Linked DNA regions of Homo sapiens: region 2 is linked to region 1. Evidence: chromatin contacts called from ENCODE Hi-C or POLR2A ChIA-PET data. All regions are on one chromosome and are shown on one strand. Each heading gives the region's core, a stretch centred on a gene start or an enhancer-like site at or near the end of the contact. The rest is flanking DNA. Distances are from core to core; before and after follow the strand shown. Region 1 has its middle 130 kb from the start of PLPPR5-AS1. Region 2 holds the start of PLPPR5-AS1 (PLPPR5 antisense RNA 1).

Evidence for each region. A loop is a pair of places that touch in the nucleus more often than their neighbours do. ChIA-PET counts read pairs that join two places held with the same protein, here RNA polymerase II (POLR2A). Pooled maps may share reads with other maps.
Region 2: a loop to region 1 is called in a pooled map, with 4 times the contacts of the local background. The contact joins the promoter of PLPPR5-AS1 here to the enhancer-like site in region 1. A Hi-C loop is called at or near these places in 2 of 37 single-sample maps with no recorded cell type and 7 of 50 pooled maps. POLR2A ChIA-PET finds 5 or more read pairs at or near these places in 2 of 52 experiments (Panc1 and activated CD4-positive, alpha-beta T cell).

The regions. Positions count from the first base shown.
Region 1 is chr1:98,869,832-98,873,666 of GRCh38, reverse strand. No RefSeq gene overlaps it. Among named protein-coding and RNA genes, the nearest start is that of PLPPR5-AS1, 130 kb to the left of the region's middle. RefSeq lists an enhancer at 1,975-2,094. Within about 2 kb of position 2,011, at least 7 of the 41 ENCODE cell types and tissues checked have a DNase peak (open chromatin) inside an H3K27ac peak, as active enhancers do.
Region 2 is chr1:99,002,208-99,006,373 of GRCh38, reverse strand. PLPPR5-AS1 (PLPPR5 antisense RNA 1) reads right to left here and starts at 2,098. Exons shown (of 3, transcript NR_033940.1): 1 at 1,729-2,098. PLPPR5 (phospholipid phosphatase related 5) reads left to right here and starts at 1,513. Exons shown (of 6, transcript NM_001037317.2): 1 at 1,513-1,939. The coding sequence starts at 1,703. RefSeq lists an enhancer at 1,681-2,655.

The sequences.
Region 1 (3,835 bases), core at 762-3,261:
TGTTTTATCAGTCTTAAGGTCTGTGTTGATGCTAATGCCAGTCAGCTGGGCCTGAATTCCAAAAGGGAGGTGGGCATAATGAGGCATGTCCAACTCCGCCTTTCCATCATGGCCTGAGCTAGATTTTCAGGCTAAATTTGGAATGCTCTAGGCCAAGAGAAAGGGTCCATACAGATGTTCAGAGGGGATCAGCATTTTATTTTTGATTTATAAGAGTAACTTTACAATGCAGAAACATGACAAATACTACCTCAACCAGATGATCAAAAATAATATTAATAGCCATAAATCATGTTTATAGTATGTACCCTTCATGTGAAGCACTGAGAATGGCACTTTACCTCTGTAGTCTTCTCAAAACCATAAACCCAATCTAATCATGAGAAAAATATCAATCACATCTCCATTAAGAGACATTCTACAAAATACCTGGTTAGTACCCCTCAAAGTGGTCCAGATCATCAAAAACAATGAAAGCCTGGAACACTGTCATGGCCAAGAAGAGTAAGAAATAAGACAAGCAAACGTAATATGGTATCCTAGATAGGATCCTGGAGCAGAACAAGGACATTAGGTAAAAACTAAGGAAATCAGAAATAAGTATGGACTTTAATTAATAATGTATCACTGAGTTCATTAACTATGAAACACTTGCCAGGTTAATGTAGAATATCCAAAATAAGGTAAACTGGGTTTACTAGGGTATATGGGAATTCTCTTATATCACATTCACAAATTTTTGTATGAATTTTGTGAACCTATTCTAAAATAAAGTTTACTTAAAAATAATGCTTATTATATTAAAATTTTTAAAAACTGTTTTTAAAGATTAGTCAGTGCATCTTCTTCTTGCTGAACTGCCTGAATGTCACAGAAGACTTCCTTTACTATCCAGACTTCAACATCATCTATTGTTTGTTATCAGTTACTCATAAAAATGCCTAAAATCTACTTGGCAGCCTCTCTATGAATATTCATTTACATATTAAGAACTAGACATTGTTGGCCGGGCGCAGTAGCTCACGCCTGTAATCCCAGCACTTTGGGATGCCGAGATGGGAAGATCACGAGGTCAGGAGTTCAAGATCATCCTGGCTAACACGGTGAAACCCCGTCTCTACTAAAAATACAAAAAATTAGCCAGGCGTGGTGGCGGGCGCCTGTAGTCCCAGCTACTGGGGAGGCTGAGGCAGCAGAATGGCGTGAACCCGAGAGGCGGAGCTTACAGTGAGCCGAGTGCACCACTGCACTCCAGCCTGGGCGACAGAGAGAGACTCAGTCTCAAATAAATAAATAAATAAATAAAATTAAAAACTAGACATTGTTGAGAGAGTTGATGAAAAATTAAGAATAATAAAGGGAAACAAGGCTCATGTCTCCCTTAAAGGAACAGGGCTTGCTGCCAGGCTGCAATTCATTTCTAGCACAGCCCTAAATAGGATGCTATTTGTGTGATTTCCATCTCCCTACACTGAAAACAATGGATGAGTTAATTAACCCTCTACACACCCTGAAAACTTGTTCTTTCAAGCATGGATTTTTGACTTCCGACAGGTTTGGAGTGAGACAAATTTGAGTACAGGGCCCTTCCCGTCCCAGGGCAGCCAATTCTCAGTCCTATTTGTTTTTCAACATGAAAGGCTTATTCCAAGATCTACCAAGTATCCTGGGAAATTGGTCTGGGAACCTGCTTAGCTCTACTATTCCTGCCTTATACATAAGTCAAGAAGCTCCAAAGGGTAGCATTTTGATAAATCATTCTTAGTTCATTTTGCCACAACTCTATGTCCCAAGCCCTCGTGGTTTTGTTTTTATTTCTGATTTTATGGCAGACATTGTTAATCTATCACTGAATCCATTCTCACTGAGTAGGCCAGATAGGCAGACAGGCTCATTTCCTGTTTTCATGTGGTTTAGAGAAAAGATCAAAAGCCCTTTACTCAAACTGTAGCTTACCTAACTTCCAGCCAATCAGCAACAAAAAACCCAAGAAGCTATTAACCACAAGTTCCTGCTTTAGGGGGATAGGGACTTCCCTTCGGCTCCACATGTGCAGGTAGCCTTAAACTTTAACTTATAATTGCCCCTCCCCCTCATTTTAATACTAAAAGTCACACAGCCAGTAGTGGAGATTTAAAACGGTAATATTACATGTGGTGTATGAAGAAACATGTAGAGCCATTGCACAAGTGCTAGAAAAAACCCTCCTATACATGCCCTGATGAAATCCTTCCCTATAGAAAGTCCGCATAAAACAAATCCACATACTACCCTCCAGGAGCAGCCTGCCCTTTTCCTTTTGTGGTGCCGACTTCCTTGTGCACAAGCTAAAATAATGCTTTCTCTTTCTCTATGCTGCTATATCTAGTGATCTCTCTTGATTTCTATTGTCATCTTTCTTGAGACATTACAAGAACAAAGGGCACTGATAACACCTGTATGCAGCTTCAGAATCAGGCTTAACTCAGCAACTCAGTGGATAGGGAAGGCACGATTGGCTCAGGCTGGAATCAGGTGGACCTATCTTCCTTATCAGCAGATGAGCAATTATATGAGAAGTCATGATTTACTCTAATGACATTATGTCTTCTCTGGAAGGAAAAAAATTAATCCTAGAGACAGAGCGCCTCAAAGCCAGGATATCGTAAGTGTATTGACAGCTGAACTCAGACAAAATTATGGACGAGACTAAATTAAGTTTCAAGTCTCCTCCCACATGCCCACCTCTTAGTTTCTCCATAATTAAGCCTGCTTGGAGTGATTACCATACTTCATTCCCTTCCAAAATATATTTTTTCTTCTATTTCCTCCACCACAAAACTTAGTAATTTATAGACTCATTGCTTTAAAAATAACCTTTCGGCCTTAGCACACCTTAGACATTTAAGAAAATGCTGGCTTATCTGATAAGTGGGGAAAAAAGTGTCAAGAAAAAAATGCTCATTAGATGCAAGGAGTGCTTCCAATTAGGTAGTTAAATATGCTGAATCCTGTAAATCTTTGTATAGCAACACATGGCAGATTATAACTGCTGGGATGACCCTTACATATAGTGAATATGAAATAGTCAAACAGTAAAGTCCTAGCTAGGTGGCTGGGTGGCACTCCGTTTTAAGTAATTTTTAAAACCAACCACAATATCCCCACTGGGAAATTTGCTACACAGAAAGTGGCCACTGTTTACAGCCATTGGTCACTCTCCAACCCAACAACTCATTTATTCTTCATAACTCTTATCAATATGCAGAAATATTTACTTGTATTATTATTATTTATTACATATGTTCCCTTACTAGAATTTAAGCTTCAAGAAAAAAAGAACCTTGACCATGACTAGATCCTTAGGAACTAAATAAATATTTGTTGAAAGAATAAATGAATCTAAAACCCAAGCCTTTGACAGTACCCCATAATTAAAGCCAGAGATAATTATAGAATCCCATTCTTCTTAGCTACTGAGAAAATTTTAGAAGATACTTTATCAATGTATATGTATAATACATATATTATATACAAATATATGCACATTTTACATAAAGACCAGAAAATATGATGGTATAACTTAATGTTGAAGAGAAAGAAAGGGGCAAAGGGAAAGGCGGCTTTTTAGACACTAAGTAAAATTTGGCCACTTGGTAATTTTCCCTTAGGTAGGACCTCATCAGAAAGCCTACTTAATTTAATGCAGTTGAGATTTTTCCAGGTGTCAGCCTTCATGCTGATGATATTTCTCAAAACTTCTTATTATATCTTTCAAAATAAGCAATTCCAACTTCTTTACTCATCCTTTAGGAGTCCTGTTGTTTCTTCTCTATTGGATCCAGCTATGAATTAC
Region 2 (4,166 bases), core at 849-3,348, 130 kb before region 1:
TGTCCATTTTGGAACAGCTTACTCCCACTGCCCAAAACTGCTTGTTATACACATTGCTTAGTGTTGTCTATCTTGTAGCTCTAAGTAATTAGTTGTGGAATTATGTTTACGACAATGCGGAGGGTGAGGTATGTATGATACTACATTAAAGAAACTCACACTGCCTTTACTATCCCATCCCAAAACTACCAATCATTTGCCAAATTTCAACAGATTTTTAAGCCAACAGTGTTTTGTTTTGTTTTTCCTGATGATAAAGGCCCACCTCTAAAATTCATCAAGCTACAGCCTATTACAATGAACCAACATTCTAGAACCCTGCTAAGGTGATTCCAGGTTTTAATGAGCAGGGCAGGGCTCTAAAAATATTTTCCTCCTCTTGCTTGTATTCATGCTTCCTCACCTGCTCACTGGAGTAGAGGAGTGTCAGCCTGAGGCTCAAAGAAAGACCCCTTGAGAGTCTGCTGACTAAGCTTGCAGCAGGGACCCACATGGCATGACAGAACGGGCTCCTTGCACATATGCAGTTCCATAGTTAGTTACATACCCACGCATAGGCGTGGATAGCCATGGACGGATGAATTTTTGTATGCATGTGCTGTGAGCCAGCATTGGTCTCCCTCTCCTTTATCCCGACCCCTGAGGAATCCCTGCAGTTCCCTGGAATTCAGGGAATAAAGAACGAGATGAGGCAAATAGTCCTTTTTCCTACCCTGGTGGCTGGGACCGCTCAGTGCCTGGAATCTGCAATGCCTCCTCTCACAAGCAGCTAATAAAGACAGACTGAAAAGATGAGCAAGAGAATGCATGGATCCAGGAAGGGGCCGCTGTACAAGAGATGATGCTTCGGGAGCTACTGGGCTATGATTTCTATTATTATTTGTATATACATATATATATACACAAAGCCCTAGGAAGCTGCAGAGGAGGCAAAGAAACCTCGCTGAGATTTTTCTAACAGCGCCTAGAAACCACCGCCAGGCTCCAGCCCCGGGCTGGGTCAAGGAATTCGAGGGATGCAGGCTGAACGCACCGGTTGAAACTCTGGGCGCCGCATCGGCACTTTGCGCCTTGGTGGGCTTTGCGCTCGGAAGACGCGTCCACGCACCATTTTCCCAGGCGTTGTGCGGGTTTCTTAAACCTCTCAGCTGGTGCCTCGGAAGAGTTTCTGGAAGCTCCATCTCTACTGCCTCCCCTCCCCCCCTTTTGATTTTACCCCCGCCAGGAGCTTCTCCAGCCCCACAGCGTCCGCCCTGTGAGGGGTACAGGTGCCGCTGTCCCGCCGGCTGCCGCCCCGTCCGCCCACGCAGCGCCTCCTCCGGGCTAGCCTGGGGGATTGACCCAGCGCCGCTGCTTCTCGAATGGTCTCGTGCAGGGGCGCAGCGGCCGCTGCCCGTCGCCCGGGACTCCCCGCCCTCCCTCGCGACCCCGCGCCGGGGCGGGCGGCGCTTGCGGCGGGCAGGGGGCGGGCAGGGGAGAGGGGGCTCGTCCGGGGGTAGCCGCCTCCTCTGCAGCCTGCCGGCGCCTCGAAGCCCGGACCTGCCTCCGCCTCTTCCTCCAGCGGCTCCATCCCGCCTCCCGTGCCTCGTCCTCCCGCCGCCTCCGCCGCCGCGCCCCCGGTGGCTGCCTCGGCGGACCGGGGAGGGGGCCCACCGCGTCGACCGCCCGCTCGGCTCGGCTCGGCCCGGCCCGGGAGGCGTGCATGCCCCTGCTGCCCGCGGCGCTCACCAGCAGCATGCTCTATTTCCAGATGGTGATCATGGCAGGGACGGTGATGCTGGCGTACTACTTCGAGTATACGGACACGTTCACCGTGAACGTGCAGGGCTTCTTCTGCCACGACAGCGCCTACCGCAAACCCTACCCGGGCCCGGAGGACAGCAGCGCCGTGCCCCCCGTGCTCCTCTACTCGCTGGCCGCCGGGGTCCCCGTGCTCGTGGTAAGCCCGGGGGCGCTCGCCCTCGTCGCCGAGTCCCTGATCTCGCCCCTCGCCTTCGGGGTTGAGGCCCCTCTAAGGGTTGGGGCGCAGTAGGTTTTGCCTTCTAAGTTCCTCCAAGTTATGGGCAGCCCCTTCCCCAGAGGACATTCTAGGGCGCGTGAGGGTGGGTGCGAAGGAAGCCCCCAGCTCTTCCCACACGTCACCCCCCCACACCCCGCGGTGGCTTCAGCGTTGGGTGACTGGGCGGGGATGGAAGGGAAGAGGGGCCGTAGGTGGTGAGGAGTGGGGATCCGGGTTGCAAAGGAGGTGAGCTTTGGGGGTGAACCTTGATTCCATCCACTCTGTGGCCTTGACTCGCTCACTGCCTCCTCTTCGATTGTGCCTGGAAGAAGAGCAGCGGCGGGCGGGCCGGCGAGGAGAGAGGGGATCAATTGCTGGGGTGTGAAAGGGACTCCCACTTCCCGAGTCGGGGCACGTATTTCTATTTCGCCACCTCCCTCCTTTTCAGGTGAAAGTGCCAATGGGACTAAGCTGACCAGGGAACAAATATCTGAAAAAAGAATTTGAGAATTTCTAAATGAAGAGGCCTCAGCACCAGTGCTTTGCTGAAAAGCAGGAGCTGTACCTCAATTACAAGAGCACTTCAGATTTATTTAAAGGCTGCTCCGCTCCCTGGGCAATTTAAGTCCTTTTCTCTTAGAACCTCACAGAGCATGCCTTTTGGATTTATTGAGTGTATGTGTGTGTGAGAGAAAGAATGACTATACAGATACACTCACGTGTATACACACACCTCACATATATACATATGAAATTATTGGGGATAAATTACACATAATAATATTAATTTTATTATAGTAATTTACATATGTGAATATGCTACATATTTATTCTTAGGAGAATTGTTGGTGTTTCTTTAGAAAACCTGATATTTTATGGTTCCTTTAATATTGACAAAGTATTGGAGGTTCCCTTCCTGTGATGCGCGCTCTCTCTCTCCCTCAACAGATAACAAACGGGAAATAAGAAAATGAAGGGGAAAGGAAGAATGAAGTTTTATTTTCAGTAGCTAAATGTGTAAATTGAATGTTAAGAATGTCTGTTGAATCCATTAAGTTTGGATGTTCATCTTTTTTTTTAATTTTAGGAGCAATGACTTACTAATTTGTAAAATAATGAAAAGTTCCTAACACATAAGATAGAAATCAGTGAACAAATCAAGTAATTTCTTGATAACCTTAAAGTAACTTTATCACATGTCCTGTGATAGTTGACTTCAAATTGCCTCTGTCATAATGGTTTGAAATGTGTTAGACCTTGCCCCAGATAATGTTTTACATATATATATATATATATATATATATATATATATATATATGTAAAATAAGTTGCTAAAATGTGTTAGAAGCCCCAAATCCAGCCTTCATGTTTGTGTTCTCTTTTCTCCATTTGACAAGCTGGCAGAGAAAAAAAAAAAGGTCGATTTTTGGGGGCCCTTTTTACTTTCTGGAGATCGGGGTTTCCCATGTACAGTTTTCCAGGAGACTAAATAGCTCAGATATTTTTCAAGGATTGTTTTAAAGAAAAAGGAAGAGCCTGTCACTTTCAGCTCATTGGTTTGGTCATAGCTATAATCAATAATGTCTGTAACTCATCCTTTAATTCCCATTCTATGTCTTATTTAAATAAGATAGCACTTTTCAGTCCTAACCATCCAATCATGGTGGCAGGTGCTAGTTAGAGACGAGAGCACACTCACCCAATGATTTGGATGATTCTCCACTTAGGAGGAATGTAGGACGGAGAAAAAGAATGAATTAGTCACTATTTAGTGCCTACTCTATTTTGGGTACCGAATAGTCATAGTCACGTATATTTCTCAGAGCAGCTCTTTCAGGAGATATTATCTCCAATTAATATTTGAAGAAAGTGAGGTTCAGATAATAAGGAATATCTGAAAACAAAAAAAAAGGTGGGTATGGCATTTGTATGCCTATAGGACGGATGCCTGAATGCCATGCGACTTACATTGCTTCCAAAGAGCTTGTTCTCTGAAAGAAGGTGGAAGCTGGCTGGTCAGGCAGGCATTGAGAATATAAGTGGATAGATTTTTCTGAAGTCAGAATCCAACTTGATTTCGATGTTTTGGCTTTTAGTTCTTTTAGGTACAAGAGAATGGGTTTGGGAATCAGTTTAGAAGAGAAGGAAGTGGTAGGTTTGGGAGGAT